5 separate regions of the Homo sapiens genome follow, and regions 1, 2, 3 and 4 are each linked to region 5. Evidence: chromatin loops called from intact Hi-C (ENCODE). Cell type or tissue: natural killer cell. All regions are shown on one strand. Region 1 holds the start of MIR1255A (microRNA 1255a). Region 2 overlaps PPP3CA (protein phosphatase 3 catalytic subunit alpha). Region 3 has its middle 140 kb from the start of LINC01218. Region 4 has its middle 180 kb from the start of PPP3CA-DT. Region 5 has its middle 70 kb from the start of PPP3CA-DT.

Region 1 (5,000 bases), 89 kb before region 5:
AGATTTCCATATTAACCTCCTCACAGGATTACCTTAGGGATTAAAAGAAACAGTAAAAATAACTGACACCAAGTAGGTCACATCATAATGATAAATTTAATTTTAATCCAAATAGCTCCAATTTTAAGAGAAGCAAAAAGAATGGTAATGTGTTTCTAAAATGCAAACAGGTGAATCTTAAAGACTGAAGAGTGCCATCTTCTTGCCATTTCAGCTTTTTCTACTGCCTCTTAACATTCTAGACTAGATTCCATCACAAACAGCAACAGGTAGCATTTAATGAAGTCTCCAAAATGCCGTGTCCTGAAATAAATGCATCAAAATGTTTCTTGCATGACAACACAAATCAACTAAGGGTAGCCTACAGACAAACACCACTTCTAGCTGCTATACTATTCTCTGGTCTACAAGTAACATAAGCTTTTCCTCCCACTCACTCCCTTCATTTACAAACATCTCTGAACAAGTAGCTGGGGATAACAATTCAAGAGAAAAGAAACCTCTTAAATATAGGCTAAATAATCAAAAGCAAAAGATCCCTTCTGGGGCTAGCTCTTCACAGGACAGAAGTTCAAATATGAATAGGCAGTATCTATCTGCCTATTCTGAGGCATAACTACAAAAGCATTTTAAAATATACATTATTGTGATAATTCCACCATTCTTGAAATAAACCAAATCACTCACAAAATCTCACTGTCGGAAACCTTGTGAAGAAGAAAAGAGGTAGACTTTCATCCATGTGGTCACAATATACAGCTCAGCATAAGAGTGAAAGGGAAATAATTATTTAAAATAGTGAATGTACAGAAAATAATTTACGCACATTTCCATTTTTTAAGAATATGGAGAACAGTCTTACTTCTGTCCAAGACAATTGAAGTCTAATCAAATATTGTGACTGAACCAAATATTGTGACTGAATGGGATTCCAGTTTGCCTCTCTTCCATAAGAAAAAATTCTAAAACCTGGAATCTACTACAAATATGTTAACCTCTCTCATTAGCTCAAGGAAGAACAAAAACAGTGAACTTAGAAGCTGTATTTACTAGGGGAATTCCCAAAAGAAGAGCTCTCATAATCTTCTACTTTAAAATTTCACTCATAAGACACAAATTAAATCCACATTTGTGGGAGAAAAAAAAAAAAGACAAACAAAAAATCCAAGCATGTTTCTTACATATTTTCTCACTTGGTTCCCATGTACTACCACTGGAATGTTTAATCACTGGTTATTTTACTTTGATATTCCTATTTGAATACAGACTTACCTGATATTTTTTCTATACTTATAACATTCAAATTAGCTGTATATGTATTATAAATGTTGGGCATAATGACAACTCAGCATCAATTTCCTTATAAAGTAGAGGTTATTTCAGGCTAGCTTCAGAACTGAAATAAACACACACAGCAGGAAAGTTGTAATGCATATTTTGTTTTTTCAGGCCATGAAAACCCTTACATTTCAATAAATATATATTAACAAAATGAGAACTGTCAACAAAACACTCTAGTTGTATGAACGTTACTCAAATTTTTCATCTACATGGTACTGGACACCTTTCATAAACAACAACCAAAAAAAATATATTTGAAGTTCAGGGTCCACAAAAATATCACCAGGGAAAAAAAGAAGAAAAAGAAAATATGAACCTAAGCTGATTCCAGCAGGAAGAAATTTTCCCACATGCAGAGGTATTCACCATGAAGCAAGAGATGGTAAGAGGCCTCCGTGTGAAATTGGAGCTCCCCGAATTTACAGACCCAGGAAATCAGGGCAGGGTGTTAAATCTTCTCTTACACCTAAACCTATGACCTGCAACTACCTCAACCACAGAATTTCTCAAAGTGAATCAAACAAGGTTCAGTTGGATTCAAAATGCGTTTATGAATCACAAGAACAAACAACTGTCTCCAATCACCTGCCTCAGGAGAAGCACTAAAATTCTCAATCACCATCTTTTCTTTCAAACAATTTAAGAATTGTATAACTAGGCTAACCCTAAACATTCATCATAGTACAAGAATAGTTAAAAGTAGTAAATGAAAAATTCTGATCTCAAAACAATTCACATTTGCATCTAAAATGTTACAATGAAACCACATAACTCCCTCCTCAAAATGTTTCATGTGACGTCTCCTTGAAGTGGCTTTCACTTTAGCTATGTGTGGCTTCCTTTATTTGCTTCAGCAACAAAAATATGAAAATGAATACAGGCATACCTCACTTATTGTGTTTTGCCTCACTGCACTTTGCAGGTATTACATTTTTTACAAATTGAAGATTTATAGCAATTCTGTCACAAGCAAGTCTAGCGGTGCCATTTTTCCATCAGCATGTGCTCACTTTGTGTCTCTTGTGACATTTTGGTAATTCTCACAATATTTCAAACTTTTTCATTATTATTGTATGTTATGGTAATCTGTGATCCATGGTTTTGTATGTTACTATTGTAATTGTTTTAAAGCACCTCATGTCACACCGATATAAGACAACAAATTTAACAAATAAATGTGTGTACTCTGACTGCTGTGCTGACCAGTCATTTACCCATCTCTCTCTGTCTCTCCTTGGGCCTCCCTACTCCCTGAGACAAAATAATATTGAAAATGAGGCTTATTAATAACCCTAAAATGGTCTCTAACTGTTCAAGTGAAAAGTTGCACATGTTTCACTTTAAATCAAAAGGTAGAAATGATTAAGTTTATCATGCAAGGCATATCAAAAGTGGAGACAGGCCCAAAGCTAGGCCTCTTGCGCCAAACATCCAAGTTGTGAATGCAAAGGAAAAGTTCTTCAAAGAAATTAAAGGTGCTACCTAGTGAACACACAAATGATAAGAAAGCTAAAGAGCCTAATGCCAATATAAGAAAAGTTTTTGTGGTCTGGATAGATCAAACCAATCACAAAATTCTCTTAAGCCAACACCTAATCAGCAGCCAAGACCCTAACTCTCTTCAATTCCATGAAGGCTGAGAGAGGTGAGGAAGCTGCAGAGAAAAAGTTGGAAATTAGCAGAAGTTGGTTCATGACATTTAAGGCAAAAAGCCATCTCCACAACATAAAAATGCAAAGTGAAGCAGCAAATTTTAATGTAGAAGCTACAGCAAGTTATCCAGGAGACCTTGCTTAAGATCATTAATGAAGGCGGCTACACTCAATAACAAATTTTCAATAGGGATGAAACAGCCTTCTATTGGAAGAAGATGCTGCCTAGGACTTTCACAGCTAGAGAGGGGAAGTGAACTCTTGGCTTCAAATTTCAAAGGACAGGCTGACTCTCTTTTTAGGGGTTAATGCAGCTGGTAACTTAAGTTGAGGCCCATGCTCATTTACCATTCTGAAAATCCTAAAGCCCTTAAGAATTATGCTAAATCTACTCTGCCTGTGCTCCGTAAGTGGAACAACAAAGCCTGGATAACAGCACATCTGTTTACAGCATTGTTATTGTTTGCTGAATATTTTAAGCTCTTGGCTGAGATTGAGATTTACTGCTCAGGGAAAAAAAAAAAATCCTTTCAAAATATTACTGCTCTTTGCAATGCACCTAGTCATCCAAGAGCTCTGATCTTGTACACAGCACCCATTCTGCAGTCCATGGATCAAGGAGTAATTTAAACTTTCAAATTGTACTATTTAAGAAATATATCTCATAAGACTGTCACTGCCATACATAGTGATTCCTCTAACAGATGTGGACAAAGTACATTGAAAACCTTCTGGAAAGGATTCACCATTCTAGATGCCATTAAGCACATTCATGATTAATGAAAGAGGTCAAAATATCCACATTAACAAGAGTTTGAAATAAACTGACTTTAAGGAATTTAAGCCTTCAGAGGAGGGAGTAACTGCATATGTGGTAGAAATATCAAGAGAACTAGAATTAAAAGTGAATCCTGAAGATAGGACTGACTTGGTGCAATCCCATGATAAAATTTTAATGGATAAGGAGTTGCTTCTCAAGGATGAGCAAAGAAGATAGTTTCTTTAGAATCTAAAAAATCTACTTTCTTTGCTCATCCTTGAGAAGCAACTCAAAGGATTTCCAATACTACATACATTTAGCTGATAAAGCAACAGCCACCCCAAGACACTGACAGTTCAGATGATCATTAGCACAACGGTTATGTATTTTTTAAGTGAAGTATGTACATTGCTTTTTTAAACATAATGCTATTGCACACTTAACAGACTACAGTATAGTGTAAACATAACTTTAACATGCATTGTGAAACCAAAAAATTTGTGTGACTAGCTTTCCTGTGATATTCGCTCTATTGTGGCAGTCTGGAATATCTCCAAACCGACAATATCTCCAAAATATGCCTGTATAAAGCCACAATATCTCTAAAATATGCCTGTATAAAAAGGCAACGTCTACAAAAAAAGGCTAACAGTGTACAATAACTAGCACTACACTTTTTTTTCATAGCCTTAACCTAGGGGAAAAACTTAAGGTCCAATTAAAATGACTTTTTTATGGATCTCATAGTTGGTACTTCTTTTTATGTTTTGGATCGTTTGTGTTATAACACCATAATAAGGTCAATAATGCCAAGAAAAGCATAATTTATGGTCCAGTCCCATTGTTGTGGGCCTCAACTACATATTTCTACAAAGAAGACAAAAATATCTGCCCCACGAAAAGTATTAGATTTTTCTCCCACAGAAAATGCCACAGATGTTCAGCCAAAATGATTTCCAGGAGCAATGATATTTTATATAAAAAGAAATCCCTAATAACAAGTATTTTCTATCAATTCACTGACACCATCTAATATATTTGGCCTCATCTTGCCCTGAAGTTAGTGTTATGGTGGTAAAAGCCCAGGATCTGAGTCACGACTTGGAGTCCAAATACCTGATCTACCACTTACTCACTAGGAAACTTTGCATAAGGTACTTAAAATGAGGTAATATACATGCAAGGCATGGATATTAATGTCATTAAAATTTTTAGAATAGAAGGGAGGACAGGAAGTACTTTGCTTC
Region 2 (5,000 bases), 220 kb before region 5:
TCCATGTGCTGTTATCTCTGCTCACATCATCCTTCCCCATCTTTTTCACATAGTACAATTGTACTTATCATACATGATACAATTCAATATCATGTAATCTGTCAATACTTTCTTGGCTCTCTGCATTCCTTTTGCTGAGTTCTCACACCAGTTTTTAGGTACCTCCATTACAGTTCTTAAAAAACTTATAGTAATTATCTCTTTATGTGTCTGACTCCCTTACCTAGACCTTGGATATTCTATGTCTCATATGTTTTATCATCCATAGCCATAACTTTCAATAAGTTCTCAATGCATATTCACAACAGGTAGGACCCCAGCTATTTAATAGTTTCTTTTACTCAAAGATGAAATGTAATAATCAAGGAGCACTGTCAAGGAAATACTCATTTAGAAGATAGGAACACATTTTGGTTTTAAATTAGCTATATCCACTTGGATACTTCCTAATTTGCTTGAATACACCTAGGTTATATCCTTTAATTTAGTCAACAATTTAATGTACTTATGCTTGGTTAGATATCTGTTTCCATTTTTTCCTGTTATATTCTGAGCCCTTGGAGGGCAAAGACCAGGTCTTATTCACATGTATGTGATATATACCACCTGTACCAGGTAAATGTATAATAAACATTTCATTAAATTGGATCACCAAAATGTGTTGCCTCACTGATTTGGGGCCACAGTTTTTCAACGTTCCATTTGTGTGTTTGCAAGAATACAAAGATAAGTTCAACTACATTTTTTGGGAAAAAAATGTCAAAGAGGAAAAATACTTTTCTTTACAAAATGTCTGCAACACAGAAATAGTCTTCAAATTAAAAATCTGAAACAGCTACCAGTCTAGTCAGCCATGTTAGCTGAAAGAAAAAAAAAAACAGAACTGGCCTCATGGCCCCCTTGTCTGGATAAACTTCATCTCTACTCCTATGAAGATGGTTTGCTCACCTATCTAAATCCACACGCTAAATCCGCTTTGTGAGGGCAAGTCCACACTCCTTTACTCCCTCTCCAGACGGACAGATGCAGGGAGTCAGGGGACTAGGCGGCTTCCTGGTCCTTCTGACTTCTCCAAAATAAAACATAATGAATTTTTAGGGGAAAAAAATCCTAAATGAACCCAAACCTTTCATTGTCTTATGAACACTTGAAGAGAAAGTCTTTGTTCATTTTAACTTTAAAAAATGCTAAAAGAATGAAGGAATATCTAGATTTCCAATAACTAGGACATTAATTCCTCAGTTTTTCTTAAATGGGGGCAAACCATGGCAAATGTTAGTACAACTCTTCTCTAAACATCTGAGACTGAAACATTTTTATTAATAAAAAGTAGGAGGGAAGGACTAGAGGAAAATATGGTAGTGGCTTTTTAATTATAAAATATTGATCACTTCTTTTGAGAGTTTACATATCTACTACGCTTATTTCTGAATTCCACAAAAGAAGTTATCGGTCAGTAACTTACAGAGTAAGTCTCTGGCTTGACTTACTCACCACTGGTCCAATATTGGGTTAATGTTCCTCGAGCCAATTCCTCCTCTACCTGACCCTAAACATAGTTAATACTTCTGAATTACAAATAAGAAAAAATAGCATTGCCAGACAAAAATAAAATGTAAATAATGTCAATCTCTCTAGAATGGGAATCATTCAAGATATTTTGATAAAGAAAGGTGTAGTCTGATACTCAAAAGAGCTTATCTCTTTCTTAACAGTCAAATTCAAATATTCATTTGAAGACCAATAATTTTAAAAGAAATTAGCAATCACTAATATATATGAAATACTTTTAGATGCCCCCTTTATATCAAAAAGAACACTATTCTATGTCTAAATCAGAATAATATTTAAGAGGAAAATATTTTTAGCTTCTTCAAAAATGAAAACCTGTAAATTAAGCAAACTCCATAAAGAGTAGATCCAAAGTCTCTGGTATTAGAAGCTGTATACTATACAATTTTTTTTTCTTTTTTTGAGATGGAGTCTCACTCTGTCACCCAGGCTGGAGTGCAGTGGCACAGTCTCAGCTCACTGCACCCTCTACCTCCTGGGTTCAAGAGATTCTCCTGCCTCAGCCATCGAAGTAGCTGGGATTATAGGTGCCCACCAGCACACCCAGCTAATTTTTGTATTTTTAGTAGAGATGGAATTTTACTATGTTGGCCAGGCTGGTCTCAAACTCCTGATCTCAAGTAATCCACCCACCTCGGCCTCCCAAAGTGCTGGGATTATAAGAGTTAGCCACCGCGTCCAGCCCATACAAAATTTTTTGACAATATTTAATTTTTATGGCCTAAGAGAAGCATACTTACACAAAATATGTATCTGACCATAAGAAATAACAAAACTAAAACACGAAAAATAAAATAAAAAATAAAAAGGCCCGGAGTGGTGGCTTATGCCTGTAATCCCAGCACTTTGGGAGGCTGAGGCGGGCAGATCACCTGAGGTCAGGAGTTCAAGAGCAGCCTGGCCAACGTGGTGAAACACCATCTCTACAAAAATAGAAAAATTAGCCAGGCATGATGGCACCTATAATCCCAGCTACTCGGGAGGTGGAGGCAGGAGAATTGCTTGAACCCAGGAGGTGGAGGATGCAGTGAGCCGAGATTGCACCATTGCACTCCAGCCTGGTGACAAGAGTGAAACTTCATCTCAAAAAAAAAAAAAAAAGATATTTTGTAGGGACAAAATGCTACGGGCAAAAGAGAAAAAAATGTGTCCTTCTTCCGAAAGTTCAGTGCTTCTCAAACTTTAATGTGCATCAGAATCACACAGAGGGCTGGATAAGACACAGATTGTTGGGTCTCACCCCAGGTACTGTGATTCAGTAGGCTGGAGTGGGGCCTAAGAATGCATATTTTAACAAGTTTCAAATGGTGATGATGATGATACTATCAGTCTGGGGATCACACTTTGAAAACCACTGTTTTAACTTATACCCTTACTCAACCATTGTGGAAGTCTCGGGATACTTTGTCTAATCTTTCCCAATGAATATCCTGTGTGCCACTTAGTATTTCTACTTAAAAACAATATCACTTCTTAAAGTATCACTTCAGAAATCATCACCATCTCTAAGTTGCATTCCACTTTTTAGAGCATTGCAATCTTACAGATATTTAACACATGAAAATATGTGTATATATGTATAATATACTTACTACTCTAATGTATAGATTCAACAGTAAAAGATTATGATGGGTAAGGTATTTGAAGACTCACTGGTAACTAGGACTTTTGATTTCATGCTATAAACAACAAAATGTGTATACAAGTGGGCAACCTCCCTCCTCAGGACTTACCAGTGACTGGCGCATCAATATCCAGCAAATTTTTTTCCTGTCGAAGAATTGATGCACCCTCTGTTATTATTCTCAATGCAACACTCTCTTCCAGCCTTCCCTCCTTCATAAGATGCGCCTTTAAGATATCCACACGAGGTTTTCCATCATTATCAAACACTTCTTTTGCTGTAAGCCGGTGACTTGGAGGAAATGGAACAGCTGAAAGAAGAAAGGTCTAATTATTACATTAGCCAAAACTCAACAACAAACAATGCAATAATAACCACCAAATATCCATCCTCATCACAAACCAACTAATATAATATTTTTAGAGTGGCTGAATTAAAATATGATCAAGGGCTATCTATCAAAAATTAAGAACTGCATCCTTCCTTTGATTCTAGATATAATGTGATTGCTTAAACAAAATTGATAGTTCTTGTTCATCCAGTACTATCTCTTGCATCTATAATATCCTGATTAAGTTAAAAAGAAAAGGAATGAAAAGCAGTTTTCAGTTCAACAATAATCAACTCTGTGAAAGAAAATAGTTCCTATACATCCAACCATAACCAACTTGTGCAAAGATGGGTCTCCACTAGAAAACAGGCTCCTCTACTGGGATTAGAGGAGTGGGAAAAGGTCTACCCAACCAGATTTGCTGCTCTAACTAAAGTCACATCTGAGATAACTAATCTACTCACTGTATAAGAAAACAGCAGGAATCTGAAAGCAAAAAGGCAAAAGTGCACTGACTACTGATAAGGAAATCAGGATTTGCAGGTGAGTGTGTATGCTCTCACTGAAGGGACCTCCTTAAAAGTGAAAGATCAGGATGTCAGGGACGAGATACAGGTATTTTTAAAAATGACACAGTGACAAAGTCCAATTATTGCTCAGGCTTGGAAGCAATCATTCTCTCTTCCACTCACCCGCATCTTCTTAACAGCAAGAAGCTCTCTTGTAGCTAATGCCTTCCTCTACATTTGTGAGTACATTCATTCACTCATTCCGCCAGAGGACATTCACTAAACTCCTCTAGCTTGCCCTGCATCCAAAGGTCTATGGTCAGAGATGGTACCACAAAGGTTAAATTTGCAATAAATGGCCAATAAGCTATTTAAAAACTCATTATTTCTCTGTTTCACATGATGGTTCATTCACTGGACAACTAGAAGTATCTGGCAAGCAGCATAAACATCATCCCATGTATCTTTCATGTGCCGTGTGCATTATGAAACAGACATACAGCATCTCCACTGGATGACTCCTCTCTCAGGAGAAGCACTTGATGTTAACGGAATAAACTTGGCCCTCTCCCTTCCTAAAAGTGTCTCTCAAAGAAGCAAGACTTACAGGAGACCTATGCCAAAAAATTGTGTTAATCTAATGGCATAGATTTGTAATCCCGAGTTAAATTATAACTAACAGAAAAGAAAAACTGGGAAATGAACCTGTACAGATGGATGCAAGCATGATTTTCTGGACAATCCAGCCACATCTATTTCACTATGCTGTCATATTGAAGCAGTCTTGGCAGATTTGGTGGCTGAGCAGGAGGCTTTTGTGGTCAGACAAACCTGGGTGCGAACCTTGCACTCTGCACACTCACCAGCTTATGACCTTGAGCAGGTTAAATAACCTTCTTCGGCTCCAGTTACCTCACCTGTGAAGTGAGGATTACATCTATCTGAGGATTGTTATACTAACTAG
Region 3 (5,000 bases), 400 kb before region 5:
TCATTTGAGAATTGACATCTTAGCTACAGTAAGTCTTCCAATCAACTGAGCTCTAATGAACTCAGTGTCTTTCCATTTTGTAGGTTTTCTTTGATTTTTTTTATCAGCATCTTGTAATTTTATAATTTTTGTTTTCAATTGTATACATATCTTAAAAAACTTGAGGAAAAAAACCTATTATTTTTACCTACTTACTGTTATTTCTTCAAAATTCACTTAGTAATTCTCCCCTTGTTGTTTCTACCACTTTAAAATTACAAAGTCATAAAATTTGTCCAATCCTTATTAGACTCTTACATGGAAAGATTCACCTTAGCCAAAATAAATATAAGTAGCCAGGCGCAGTAGCTCACACCTGTAATCCTAGCACTTTGGGAGGCCGAGGCGGGCAGATCACGAGGTCAGGAGATCGAGACCATCCTGGCTAACACAGTGAAACCCCATCTCTACTAAAAATACAAAAAAAATTAGCCAGGCGTGGTAGCGGGCGCCTGTAGTCCCAGCTACTCGGGAGGCTGAGGCAGGAGAATGGTGTGAACCCGGGAGCGGAGGTTGCAGTGAGCCGAGATCACGCCACTGCACTCCAGCCTGGGAGACAGAGTGAGACTCCATCTCAAAAAAAAAAAAAAAAAAAGAAAAAGAAAAAGAAAGAAATATATCATAAGTATTATTCTTTTGTCCTCCCCATCTAGATTTACTATGCCTCTGTCAAGGTAGTGGTTACATTACTGTGGTAAGCAATGAATTCAGTTTCGTCTTATTTATAGGCTACTTTGGTAGTATTTTCCAGTAGTGAAACAGTGTTGCATGAGGAAGTGATGCCAGGAGCTGTGACCATCCTTGCAACCACAAGGACGGAAGCCAATAGAAGAATAGTGTGAGAAGGATAGAAACAGCCTCAGTCCTTAGTGATGCTGTTGAGCCACCAAACTAACCTTGGGTCCTCGAAGTCGCAGATGTCCTTGTCTGGGAATTGTAAATGTCTCTGTGGTTTGAACCCAGTTAGGTATTTTGTTACTTGCAGCCGAAATACCTCCTGATACAAACACTGATTTGGCTCCATCTTAGCTTCTCATTCTCATCACTTTTTGTGCCCCACCCCTCCTTTGCTTTCACCAAGTGGTCAACATATCACTATTTTTCTGGATCTTTTCCTCTGCTCTCACTTTTTCCTCTCACACTGGAGCCCCCTCTATGCCTGCCCCCTCTGCAGCCTCTCCAGCTTTCCTCTAGGTAGGAAGATTCCAACCAAGTCAGCTTTGCCTAGGTTTTTCTGACTACACCTACCTTCTCAGCCGCCCACCACACTCACAGGTGCTCACACACGCATACACAATCTTCACCTACGGAATATCTGAAGCACTCATTTGACTCTGCATGCTGCTGAATACAACAATAACTGAAGTTTACTGAGTGCCTACTTTCTGCCAGGCACCATGCCTACTACTTTATTTGCATCATCCCTTTTGAAACCCGTGAAAAGCTTATGAACTAATTACTGTCATTGCCTTCATATCACCAGGGAGAAAATGAGATTTAAAGAAGCTTAGTTTCTCAAGTTCACACAGACATCTAATAAGTATCAGAGCTATAAAAATTCCAACCCAGGCCTAACTGTAGGCCAGGACTGGTGTCAAGAACCCTATACAGAAGTGAGTACATGTGGCACACACATTGATTTATTTTCACTGCCACTGCATATTGTGAGAGACTAGATTTTTGTCTTGAATTTCACTGTACTCCTTTCTCTGCCACAGGCCTAGTAGAAATAGCTACACAATAATGCACCCAGTTGATCAGGTGGTAGTCCTCTCCCCAAGCACTCTCACATTCTCCAGCTGTGGCCTTCCCTTCTCTATAAACACAGCTATCTTTATTAGTCTGTGACTAGCCCTGTCAGAAACATATGAGTTAAATTTTACTAAGATGTTAATAGCTGACAAAGGTTGGTGGTTTCCTTCTCTGATTTGTATCTTAAAAAAAAAAAAAAAAGATTTTTAGAGAAGGTGTTTTGAACTCAAAGGAATGACTCATGGTAAAACTTCCGGAAGGTAAACAGTGTTGAATATATATTCAAAAGGCATTTTGTGAGCAAATTCTGGCAAGCTGATGGTGATAATGGGTGTGGTTGTTATGGTAAGGTAGGGTGGTGTGAAATAAGCAATCTTTTCAATATGAAAGCATTCCATTCTCTTCAAGGCACAGGCAACTTTTTTCATTGATTCTTCACCAGGAATCTCCAGATACTCCACCACCACTTATCTCCTTTTTCTGGGTGAAGTCTAATACACTAAAACAACAACAACAACAACAAAACCACCGCTTTCTTCTCATAACCTTTTCAGTTGTGAATGTTGTATTACATACTTAAATAATTCCCACATTTTTGTGTAAATTCATATCCATTAAACAACTATAAATGAAAATTAAATTAATCATACATAATCTTGTGTAACAGCCGTGTTAAGCAGTAAAATATTTGCCTGTGCTAGAAAATCTGTAGAAATAAAAATATAGAACTGAAATTTAAGTTAGCTTTAGAAATAAATTGGACTAGGTTTCTCAAACTTGTCTGATCCACAAGAATTTTGGTGGATGCTTATTAAAATGTAGGCTCCACTCCAGACCTTTGGGGACCAGGAAATTCTTACGAGAAAGAACAGGTAACATTGAACTGGGGTAAGTGTTTCAGCTGCTCTTCAATAATGGTTTGCCATTTGGAATCTGGGAGTGCCCACACCATAAGGTCATGCCAAAAAATATTTTATTTCTCCTTCCCTACCTCCCCTTCTTCCAAGAAACACTATGCCAGGCAGTGTTTCATCCTAAGAATGCAAAGATAGCAACAATGCTCACTGCAGTGCCAGACAGACAATAAACAATTACATGCAGTGGATTAAGTGTCAAAACGGAGGTAGTACAGGATACTGTGTGCTTAGAGAGGAGGAAATGACTCATTCCAGTATTTAAGACACATCTGAAATCTGCACATAGAAGATGCATGAATACAGACCCAGAGAATTGAGGAAGCCTGGTGTCTTCCGAACATTGTGAGAAGTCCACTATGGCCGAAGCTCAGGGTCAAGTTTGGGGTAGATGAGATTGGCAGGAATCAGATCGTGAATACACTTACATGCCACCTTGTAAGACTCTCTGCAGGACAGTCCTGCAGACAACCTGGAGTTGTTGAGAAGCCTAAATGTTTCCAGCAATTGGTATAAAAAGATTTGAAAATATAACATGACAAAAATGCCTTAGGGGAGAAGTTTAAGTCAACTTTGTTCTAAGCTAATATTCTATAGTCAATTAAAACTTTGATAATCTAGTGGAGACTCTTTTCAGCTGATACACAGCAAAAAACATAAAAGAGCTGCTTTGGTTGATGCAGAAAGCTCAGTCCCATGTCAGTATTCCTGGAAATACAAGCTTCTAGCCAACAGTTTGCAAATCAAAGTTCTGTGTTTTCGGAAGACTGAATAATTGCATGGATATTTAGAATCTTACGATTGAAGGGTAATTTAGATATCACCTAGTTCAATGTCTATCTTTGAAGAGAGTTTCTTCAACTACATCCAGTATAACTCCTTCCAGGCAGCATCACTCAGGAGGTGTCTAGGCACTGAATAAAGTTTGCCCAGGTTTTAACACTTGCAGCAAAGGGGAGGCACTTGCACTCTCCTGCAGCTTACTCTCTGGTTAAGCAGAGTCATTCCTTAAGCATCTATCCTATGGTAATTAGGCATCTTTCTGATTTAAAGAACGTCTTTTGGGATAACCAACTTGGTATTATAGCTATCATGACTTCTGCTGCTCACCTTTTAAGTTTCTTCAGTCCTTCCTTAAAACAGACACTCTCTCCTGCTGGGTCTCCATTCTCCCACATGCATTCCGATTTGACAATGTTGCCTTTTCAAAATTCCATCGCCAGACATAGGTGCAACAATTCTTTCACTACTTTCTGCCTCCCATTTCTATGTATGCATTTTTTAAAAAAGACATTTGTCCTGAAAGGGCCTGGTCAGGGGCTTTTCTGGCTAATATTACCTTAAAATATATAAAGAAGGAATATCCATGAAACGAAAAGAGCAGTTCAGTGTTAAGCCTGACAGTGACTCACTGTACAATGGAATGCTGACATTTAACATTATAATAAAAACTGGTATGTTGTTAAGATTGGCAGGCATTTTGTGTGTTTATGTGGAAAAAATAAGAACCTAGAACAGTGAAAGGAACATGGCAGAGACCTGGTGTTTGAGCAATGAATAAAATAAAAAGCCACATAACAAGGGAAAAGGACATCTCTTCAGTTGCGGAGATCTCAAATTTGTTCAACCCAAGGGGCTTTCAGTTTTGAAGAAACTGGTGGGGCAAACTGAAAGGTCCCCTTTTCTAAATGGAGTGTGACAAGAGGGATCCAGTGAGTGAGAGACATGAAGTAGTAAGGTGAAAGTGTGAGACATTTAAGACAGACCATTGCCATGGTGCCTCCTACGGGGCTGACTTCATGTTGGGGGCCCTGGTTTCTGAGTAGAAAAATAGATGTGTATTAAAATTTATTTCACATGGGATGTGGCGAGGGTGAGAGGGAAGAAGTGTTTCAGGATAAGGCCATTCTGAGGGTTTCAGCCTCACCATGACACCACGTTCTGGGCTGATGCCACGAGATACTTCCAGCTTTGATGTCATCCTAAGTCATACACTGTAGATGGGCAGAGATGTTTCTCTTCCCCTCCAGTTCGTTCATCTCATCACACAAGTTTGGTTTCTGAAGATTTTTCTTTTTCTCAAATACCATTTACGGAGAACAGAAGTAGAGGATATTTTAGACAGGAAAAACAGCTGATGCAGGGTCCGTCAAATCTAGCTCTTCGTTCTTGAAAACAGTTGAAAATTCAGCACTGAGTTTGAATCCCATGAGAGTGAAGTCACCGTGGGGACTGGGTGCAGGAGGTCGGGGGACAGGAGGTTGTTTCTGTGTGTATGTCTGTGTCTGTGTGTGT
Region 4 (5,000 bases), 110 kb after region 5:
ATTCCCACCTTTATAATGCAATCTTCCCTGTTGGAAATTATTTTTTTGTCCTTTGCTCTGTTAGGAATTGCTTTAATAATGATATTAGCTACTTAATGTTTTAAGGACACTTTATATATAATTTTATTTAAAGAAGTAGAAATTAACTGTATTTGACAAACAAGAAAACTGAGAATACAGCAAAGTTGATTGCCCAAAGTCACATAAAAAGGAAAGAGCAAAATGATGATTTGAATTCATGAATATCCACTCACAGCCAATGTTACATGCTTTTTCAAAACCAAATGGACTTCATCACCTGAAACCATTCTGTTTATTTTATACTCATGTATTCTATTGCATTGTTGATTATCAAGTGTGGTAGATTAAATATGGCCACACATTCTCTACAGCTCTTCCCATAAGGATGAGTCTATTTCTGTATACATCTTGAATCTGTATTGGCCTTGTGACTTGCTTGGCCAATATAATGTAGTGGTAGTAAAGATGTATAAGTTGTGGAGCACAGGCCTCAAGAGACCTTGCAGATTTAGGCTTTATCCTCCTTAACTACTTCCACCTCTATCTAAGGAAATGCAGGATAGCCTACTGAATGACAAGAGAACACATGAAGAGGGCTCAGCCAACAGCCAGCATCATTCTCTTATTCCCTGCAACCCCAGGCAAGCTGTTAGTACACTGTAACCACATAATTGCCCAACAGAGAACTTTGCAAATAATCCAAGAATCAAGAGAAAAATAAATTTCATTTTAAGCCACTGAATCTTAGTGTGATTTGTTAAATTTATAAATATTTAGCTGATAGCAAAATTGGTACCTAGAGGTAGATTTCAGCTCTGATATAGACATGAAAATATGGCATTGGCTTTAAGACCAGGTGGTGGGTCAATGATAGAGAATGAATTATGAGACTATTAGAGGAGGCTGGAAAAGTAATGAGGAAACTGTTATGGGAGGCAGGAGAATGGACATCCGTGTTATGTAATTCCTGTACAATTAGCATAACTATTGCCTGTGGTAACTTAGAAGATAGAGAATATACCTGCCTTAGTCAGTTTAGGATGTTATGATAAAAATGCCATGGACCAAGTAGCTTGAACAAGAGAAACTTATTTCTCTCTCTTCTGGAGGCTGGAAAGTCCAAGATTATGGTGCCAATTTATTTGGTTCCCGATAGGAGTCTTCTTCCTGGTTTGCAGATGAATACCTTCTTACTGTATTCTCACATGGCAGAAAGAGATGATCTCTTTTGTGTCTTTTTGTAAGGACACCCATCCTATTCACGAGGGACCACCCTCATAACTTAATTACCTCCCACCTCCAAATACATTACATTGGGAATTAAGTTTGAACATGTCAATGTTGTGGGGGATACAAACATTCAATCCATGGCAATACCTAAAGAATATATAGCTCTGACAAAATAGATTTATAGACAGAATACTGAATGTGACAAGCTGCTTCTGTTAGTGTATGATAAGACACAGAAAGAAAGAAACTATAAGAGACTGTTCAGTTTGCAAGCCAAAACTATGAAAAGTATAGAAGTACCAGGACTTGCTGGATTGGAGAACAAACCACCTTTCACCCAGTCTTCTAGCTGGTAAAAAAAAAATTATCAATCAAATGAGGCCTGCAAGTAAATATCAAGTCGTGTGTGGCCATGAGATCCTTTCCAAAAGGTATTGCTAAGCCAGTGTCTGCATAGACTCTTACCTAGAAAACTCTAAATAGACTCTTTTTCTAGAAAATAGGGCATTTGAGAATCTTAAAAATATCCTCCCACAGCAGCCTCATATGTAGACTGAAGTAGAAATTTGGGAGTCCTCAGTAGGTAGATAATACATAAAGTCACAAAACTGGATGAGATAGACAAGGAAAAATTGGTAGAGTCAGTGAACAAGAGTCAATATAACTAAAGAGTTATAGCAATTGAGACGATATAATAAGCAGGAGAAGAGCAGTGTTAGCTTGCCATTGAGATTTCAGAGGTGCTACTCTAGTTATTGGTGATGACAATAAAAGTGTGTGGCAAAGGAGGGGGTAGGGGAAAAGATGGGTAGGCGTGAGAAACCACAGTGCTTGATGACTTCTTTGTGGTTGTTGACATCACCAAGAATGATAGCAGCTTTAGTAGAGGAGGGAAATCCCAAGCTCTGCTGTCTTCATCCTTTGTTAAATCAAGATTCAGGTGTTTTTGTTTTTGTCTTTATCCCTTTCAAGTGTTTTAGATTCTGTCAAAAAATAGATTTTTCAAAAAGCAAGTTCCTAAGCTATGGCAAACTATAATGGATTATTTTGTGAGAAAATAAGCCTAAAGGAGAAAATGATCAGAGAAATCTCAGTTAAGGAAGTCAGTGTGGTGGATCTCTCACTTCACATATCCCCTTGGAATAAGAGCTCTTCTGGAGAAGAACAAGTCTGAAATAAAATGTTGGAAAAAAATCAATAAATGATATTATATGTGAGGCCATATTCTCTCCTGCTGATGCATATTTTTATACTTAGCATCTCCAGAAAACAATGGTATAAATTAAAAAGAGAGGCTAAATAAGGTAGTGTCTATTCAGTTCTTTTTCTGTCACTAGAGAGTTTTTCTAGGGTTACCAAGAATTTATGTTTTGCTCTGTGATGGCTTAAATTTGGTAGAAGAAGCAGTTTGGGTAGCAACGTATCTGTGACATAGTTCCCTAATTAATAGTACTTAGGTCTGCATCTTTATGCTGAATAGACACAAAGAAAATTATCTGACCTCTATTACTCAAAAAGATAAATTTAACATCTCTAAATTTCCAAGATTTCCAAAGATTTCAAGATTTCCATAGAATTGTTTGGAAATTGTTTGGAAATGAAGATTTCCAAGATTTCCACAGGATTGTTACATTTATTGAGAAAATACAAAATGTATAAAAGCTGCTTTAAAATTATATAATGTTTTCAAATCAATTTGTATTTAAAGTGATAATTGCAACATGTATGTTTAAATATATACTAAAATTATATATGTATATACACATACACATATATAATTTAAATGCTTTTATTTCTCTGATATAAAATGCTTGGTGCTTATTTGGGTTTGAAAAGTTCTCACAGTCTCCCAGGGAACATGGTCCTGTCAATAAAAAATTGCACAGGACAAAGTTAAACAAGTAAGGAAGACTTTCGTCAAGACTATTGCAATAGGAGAGAGAGATTGAACTCAACTTCTCGGAAACAAAAGGCAGGGGGGTTTTAAGAGCTGGGCTGAGCTAGTAGAAAAGTACTGGAGGATATTGGGAGGGAGGGTGATAAATGGAATGTGTCAAGTAAATAGAGTTATTCCTGAGTTTGCAGGAATGTTTTTCTGTGTGATTAGTCCATCTGTGTTTGCTACTTGACAACAAGTAGATTGCTACCCTCCACAGAGACCAGGAGATAAGGGTGCTATTGTCCTTGGTTACATTTCAAAGGGGTGGCTCCAGGTTCTTGAGAAAGACAGTCCTGGGTGGTAAAACTGTCAAAAGGGTGGCAGATTTTACATACATTTCAAAAGGATGAGAAAGAATGTGCAATGACAGGTTTTCTAAATTAAATTCTGTAAGCAAAGGGAGGTCAGAAGCCTATAGTCAAAAAGAAGTCTGCCTAAAGTTTACTCAAGCTGAGGGCAACTTTAAGGTCATCTGGGTCAATCCCCAGGTTAAAAACACTGATTTTTAGACTACTTGTTATAGGAAGCCCACTAGACCAGAATTGAAAGTCCAGAGTTTTAGCATTAGCTTTCCCATGGCTAGCTATAGCTCTTGAGCAGATTGCTTAAACTCTCTAAGCCAGAATCCTCAGGATAAAAATATAAATAATTACATCTACTGTGACTATTTATAAGGATTATCATCAGGTTCAAATAAGATAAGGAATACTAGAATAAATGTCTATGATGATAATTATTTTATAACAACGGAAAATATTGAATAATTTTTTCACTGTGAACCTAAGACACACTATCTTTCCACATTTCACATTAACTTAAAGTAAGTTCAAGAGACCTATTGTACAACATGGTGACTATAGTTTACAATATATTGTGTTATTGGAAAGTGCTAAGACAGTGGGTGCAAAGTGTTAAAAACGATATGCATGTGAGGTAATGCATATGTTAACTTTTGTAAGTCATTCCGCAATGTATATATACTTCAGAACAATATGTTTTACATGGTAAATACAATATTTTCTGTCAGTTAAAAAAGTTTCGGATGGGCGCGGTGGCTCACACCTGTAATCCCAGCACTTTGGGAGGCTGAGGCGGGCAGATCATGAGGTCAGGAGATCGAGACCATCCTGGCTAACACGATGAAGCCCCGTCTCTGTTAAAAATACAAGAAAATTAGCCAGGCGTGGTGGCAGATGCCTGTAGTCCCAGCTACTCGGGAGGCTGAGGCAGGAGAATGGCGTAAATCCGGGAGGCGAAGCTTGCAGTAAGCCGAGACTGTGCCATTGCACTCCAGCCTGGGCGACAGAATGAGACTCTGTCTCAAAAAAAAAAAAAAAAAAAAAGTCTTACATTAACTTGCTGTATAATTACTCTGGTATTAGTCAAAGAGGGAGCTAGTCCTTCCCAAGTTCCTAATATAACAAAATGGCAGCACTTAATTAAATTCTTTTTTAAAAAGTTTTATTTTTCCATAAGCTATTGGGGTACAGGTGGTATTTGGTTACATGAGCAAGTTCTTTAGTGGATATTTGTGAGAACCTGGTGTACCTATCACCTGAGCAGTATATACTGCACCCTACTTGTTATCTTTTATCCCTCGCCCCCCTCCCACTCTTCCTCCCTAGTCCTGAAAGGTCACTGTATCATTCTTACGCCTTTGCGTCCTCATAGCTTAGCTCCTACATATAAGTGAGAACATAGAGTGTTTGGTTAGTGGGTGCAGCGCACCAGCATGGTACATGTATACATATGTAACTAACCTGCACAATGTGCACATGTACCCTGAAACTTAAAGTATAATTAAAAAAAA
Region 5 (5,000 bases):
GAGGGAAGAAGGAAAGCAGGGAGGGAAGGAGGGAGGGAGGAAGGAGGGAAGGAAGGAAGGAAGGAAGGAAGTAGGGAAGGGTAAGGCAAGAAATTCCTCAGTGTTTAGCAAATGCCAAGCATAAAAATCATAAAAATGAGAATTCAAAAAAAATTTCATTTGTTTTAGGTCTCCTATTGATATGGTTTGGCTCTGTGCTCCCACCCAAATCTCATCTCTAATTGTAATCCGCACTTGTTGAGAGAGGGACCTGGTGGGAGGTGATTGGGTCATTGGGGTGGTTTTCCCGATGCTGTTCTCATGATAGGTGATTTAAAAGTGTGGCACTTCCTTCTTCGCTCGCTCTCTTGCTTGCTCTCTCTCTCTCTCTCTCTCTCTCTCCTGCCACCATGTAAGACACACCTTGCTTCCCCTTCACCTTCTGCCATGACTGGAAGTTTTCTGAGGCCTACTCAGCCATGTGGAACTATGTGTCAGTTAAATCTCTTTCCTTTATAAATTGCCCCATCTTGGAGAGTTCTTTATAGCAGTGTGAAAATGGACTAAAACACCTATTTTCCAAGAAACAAAATAAATCACAAAGAAAAAAGTGACTTAGCTACATAAAAATTGAAAAGAACAAAACTATTACTATTAAAAACAGCAAATGAGTAAAGAGCAATCAAGTAAGAAAAATTTTATAGCAAATATGACCAAAAAAAAGGCTCATCTCCTGAAAATATAAAGGCTTCCTAGACACAGGTAAGAAAAATCTTAAGCCCCCTACAGCTTGAAGAAAATAGCCATAGAATTTTGCTCATCATTCTTTCAAACAGATATTTAAAATGTGATAAACTATTTCACTTCACTGGTAATGTCACAGGATTCTTGCGGTGTCATTTTTCTGGCCAGAAACCTCTGTGGCTGGTGGAGCCTTTGCTCGAGTTTTGCTCTGGCCTGCTGGGCTCATTCTGCCCACCAAGCTTGGCAGGCTGCATTTGGCTTGTGCCACTGGCCTGGATCCCACACCTGCCAAGGGCAAGCCAAGCAAGGGGTGTATGAGTGAGCGAGGGTGGGGTCTGGCCACTGCACACAACCAGGCATGCCGGCTGTGGTGGGGCAGGCAGCTCCAGGCACTGGCACGGGTGCTTGTTCCCTGCAAGGCTGTGGCTGGACCAGATATATGGCAAGTAGCTTCCACGGCTGGCACCAGGAAATGCAGTGGCACCTGGAAGCTTGGAGACACCAGGAACTGCAGAGCCCCAAAGAAGGTCACAGCCCTGGCTTGGGGAGCTCCTAGGTCTGGGCTCCCTGAAGGGCTGCAGCTCTTCTCTCCTTCTGTCTTCCTCCTTGTTACCCGCAACTTGGTGAGCAAGGAGTGTGTTTCAGCCCTGTTTGTGTTATGGCTCTTTCATCCCCACCATTCAGCGAGTCCTGAGTTCTTGTCCTGCGTCCAGGAATAATGAGGTATGTGAATAAGTGGTGGGAGAGCAAAGCCAAGAGGTGCTTTATTGAGTGATAGAATAGCTCAGAGGAGACCCATGGTAGGCACACCCTCTCTGCAGGCAAGTCATCCCAATGAGTATTCAGCTCTCATTAGAGAGGAGACCCACAGTGCATAGCTTCTCTCCACAGGCAGGTAGCCTCTCATCTGCCTGAATCTGGCTGAGTCCAGGACTTTTATGGGCTTCAGAGGGAAGGAAGTGCATGCTGATTGGTCCATGGGCAGCTATGGGTGGGCCCAGAAAAAGCACCATAATTTCTGGCTCTGGTCTGCTGAACTGGCAGCCTGGACCCCAGGCCTCAGGCCATCCCTGTCCTGAAGGTGGGGTTTCACCAGGGACCCACTTGTATCTGCCCAGAAGCCTATCTGCCTCCTGCCACCATTAACATGCCCTCTACCATGTCCAGGCTGTTTGTGCTAAGGGGTGCCTGCAGGGCCCATGCTGAGCTGCCCTTAGCCCCACCCTGGCCTCCCTCCTGTGCTCCTTGGCACCCTAAGTCCAGAGGGAGGTGAGGCAGCAGGGAGCTGGTGTATCAGCACTCACATACCTGGCTGGCTCATGACAGCATCTGGGCTGGGCCACAACTTTTCTCTGAAATTGGAGTGGGCACATGACAGCGCCTGGGTCTGGCCACAACTTTGCTGTGAAACTAGAGCAGGCACCAGGAGAGGGGAGACGCCAGTCAGCAGGAGCAGGCACATCCGATCCTGTGGGAGCAGGGGGGGCTTCCTGGCCCACGAGAATGCCGAGATGCCCAGGTCTGTAGCCACCTGCAGGTGCAGGTGTGCCTGGGAGGGCAGGGATCCCATCCCTCCAACTTGGAACGGGGAGGGGTTTCTTCCTATTCCTGACTCCTGCAGGATCCCTGGAGTGCCTCAGCAGCCAGTGTCATAGCGGGAGCCACTCTAGATGGGTGGCTGCTGCCATCAGTAATGAAAGAAATGTAAACTGAAATAAGACTTTAGTTTGACTAACAACTTATAACATAGAAATATACTGAGGAGCAAAGACGATTTGGTAGAATAAGAGTATTCACTTAATTTTGATACATGCTAATGTTTGAGAATCATTGATGTAATAAAATATTACACAGGCAGTCAGTGTTTCAAGGAACACTTAACATGGAAAAATGCTTATAATATTAAGCAAATAAAAAGAAAAACAATTATGTATATTTAGTATGATCATATGTGAATTACAGATAATATTTTTCCATTTGTAAATACATGAGTACATACATATTTGTAAAATCAAAACCATTCCTATATGTGCATATATATACATTCGCACATACATATGTACTAGCAGAAATAAATGCTATTCTCAATACATCAGAGGAGGTAGCTTTAAATTTCTTCTTTCCACATTTATGTATTTTTCCAAGTTGTCTTCTATAATGACATATTTTTAAATTATCAATAAATATCTTGGCTACATACATTTTCACATATATATGATGTTTGCAAAGCTCAAAGCCCCAAGTTTCCTATAGCCCTAAATGTTTATTAACCTTTCGTAATCAGATTGATTTATTGCAAAGAGAGGCCCCTTCAATTGTAGACAATGTTTTATCATTCAAGAAAACAGTAAGATGTGGTACTTGGGTTGACCTAGCCACAGGCAGGATGTGGCTGCCAGAAAAGCGCTATAAGTCTTTGAGCAAAGAGCCACATCCTCCTCCCACTATTTCTTTTTTTAGCTAATGGCAACTCCTAAGATTCTGACTTTAACCAAAGTTCACATCTTTGTATTGCTCTCCTACTCCCTTTTTAAGTCAGCAACTCATAATAAGCTTAGTATATAACACAGGTTATACAATTTAAGAAAATACTAGGCATTAGGGATTTCAAATAACTGAGCTCATTTAGCCAAAATGGTAAAACAGGGGGACTCGTGAAAAAGATCATAATCAAATAACGGGTATTAATGCTATATTAAAAATTGTCTGTCTTTGTTATCTCAAAAAGCCACCAGAATTCCTTCTCTGGTCTAACTTGCAACTATCCAGACACACAGAAAGTTCAATCTATTCTACTAGTACTTGGACAATGCAGTGAATCTGACATTGTTTACAATGGTCTTAAAAGCCCTTAGGTGTTGGTAACATTTTATGTCATAGAAAATATTGTAGCATGTACCTCTTTACTTGTGTACATCACTGAAACAACTTCCCTTTGCTTCCTGCTCATGGTTATATAGATTGTATGAAGATTAGAGGGCATCCCCAACTGCTGGAAACTGACAGCTGCCCTCCATTAGGGTATTTAGTGCCTAAAAGTGACATCATTCAGCTTCTATGCTATGATAGCTATGATATACTTCACCTTCTGGAGATCATATTGGAGAAATTCTGTTGGCGGAAATATAATTCCACACCCTAAGTAAGGGCAGAATTTGCTGTGATTTGGAATAATAGTGATATATTAAAGAACAGTGATATGTTAAAAGAAGTATCCAAAAATCACATATTAAAGAAAATTAAAGAGCATAATTTTATGTAGTGATCTTGAAAATTAAATTCACTTATTCAACCTACTCAACAGCAACAAAATCTTAGATTTCCTGGTAACTGTTATTCAAAATGTATGGATGTATAAGTAGGAGCATGAGCTGATTTTGGAAACCTAGATGCTGCCATCTGAATGTTATGGCCATGTCCCCTGGTTATATTACCCAGGTCATTTTTATGGCTTCCTACAAACGCGCTTTGTATTTGACTACATTTGGAAATACTCAGAAGGTTTTCAAATGAAGCCTATATGAAAGTATAGAAACTGACTGAGTCATGGAAATCCTGAAGATAAAGTGATCTTACAGAAACTAGAACAAAGTTAAGTAAAACAAGGGTCTCGATAAAAAGCCCAGTCAAAAATGAGTAACTTAAAACACCTGTGTTTTGTCAACAGTGGCTTGGCAGCTAGAATAGGAAGGACAGAGGAAGTTAAACCCACGCTGGTTTCCAGAAGTCAGCTACAAAAAATGAACCTCTAGGACCAGATGGTTTTATGGCTTTGGTAAACAATAGATTTGCATAATGCTTCCTCAATAATTCTGTCAGGAAGAGTGCTGAGCTAAAAAACAACGTGCAATTGTGCCTTTTTTGAAAGACCAGCTCTCTAAATGGCCAACTGGTAATTAGGAGAATCTAATGCTGAGAAGGACAGAGTATATAAAGGACTATTATCTTGAATAAGTAATTGTAAATGCCAGTATATTTGGTAGTATTAGGTCTCCACTGGTGGCCACATTATACACTGATTATCAAAGGGGAATGAAGGCGTCTCTGATTTTGGGCACCACCTCCCTAAAGTTTCTTTGTTTGTTCTGCTTTGTAGCTTCCTTTGACTTTTGTTTCTAAGGCTTGCGGGGGGCTGCCATTTGGTTTCTCTTCAAGAATTAACAAACCACTTACTCTTGAATTCTCTTCTAGTTAACACAGGCATCACTACTTCCAATTGATCTCAGGATGTGGGATCCTCATACACATTTTGAACAAAATCCTCTGTTTCAGCAAGT

What was found. Peaks named below come from ENCODE experiments on the same cell type or tissue, not always from the same donor. Only the 100,000 strongest peaks of a DNase experiment are listed, where the experiment ranks them.
Region 1: it touches region 5 in a loop (4-fold over the local background); 2 of 110 quality-filtered maps call a loop at or near these places.
Region 2: it touches region 5 in a loop (2.1-fold over the local background); 2 of 110 quality-filtered maps call a loop at or near these places.
Region 3: a loop joins it to region 5, with 4 times the contacts of the local background. A loop is called at or near these places in 2 of 110 quality-filtered maps.
Region 4: a loop joins it to region 5, with 6 times the contacts of the local background. A loop is called at or near these places in 5 of 110 quality-filtered maps.

Annotation. Positions count from the first base shown.
Region 1 is chr4:101,326,357-101,331,356 of GRCh38, forward strand. All of the region lies in intron 1 of PPP3CA (protein phosphatase 3 catalytic subunit alpha), which reads right to left. It overlaps MIR1255A (microRNA 1255a), which reads right to left and starts at 4,058; the gene lies at 3,946-4,058. In natural killer cell, no CTCF peak of the experiment used is centred here; DNase peaks (open chromatin) are centred at 1,815 and 2,155; H3K27ac peaks cover 3,042 bases.
Region 2 is chr4:101,192,611-101,197,610 of GRCh38, forward strand. It overlaps PPP3CA (protein phosphatase 3 catalytic subunit alpha), which reads right to left. Exons shown (of 14, transcript NM_000944.5): 2 at 3,306-3,506. Among named protein-coding and RNA genes, the nearest start is that of MIR8066, 46 kb to the right of the region's middle. In natural killer cell, no CTCF peak of the experiment used is centred here; no DNase peak of the experiment used is centred here.
Region 3 is chr4:101,018,209-101,023,208 of GRCh38, forward strand. No RefSeq gene overlaps it. Among named protein-coding and RNA genes, the nearest start is that of LINC01218, 140 kb to the left of the region's middle. In natural killer cell, no CTCF peak of the experiment used is centred here; DNase peaks (open chromatin) are centred at 833, 2,063 and 2,913; H3K27ac peaks cover 2,674 bases.
Region 4 is chr4:101,525,328-101,530,327 of GRCh38, forward strand. No RefSeq gene overlaps it. Among named protein-coding and RNA genes, the nearest start is that of PPP3CA-DT, 180 kb to the left of the region's middle. In natural killer cell, no CTCF peak of the experiment used is centred here; a DNase peak (open chromatin) is centred at 2,084; H3K27me3 peaks cover 1,492 bases.
Region 5 is chr4:101,415,100-101,420,099 of GRCh38, forward strand. No RefSeq gene overlaps it. Among named protein-coding and RNA genes, the nearest start is that of PPP3CA-DT, 70 kb to the left of the region's middle. In natural killer cell, no CTCF peak of the experiment used is centred here; a DNase peak (open chromatin) is centred at 3,122.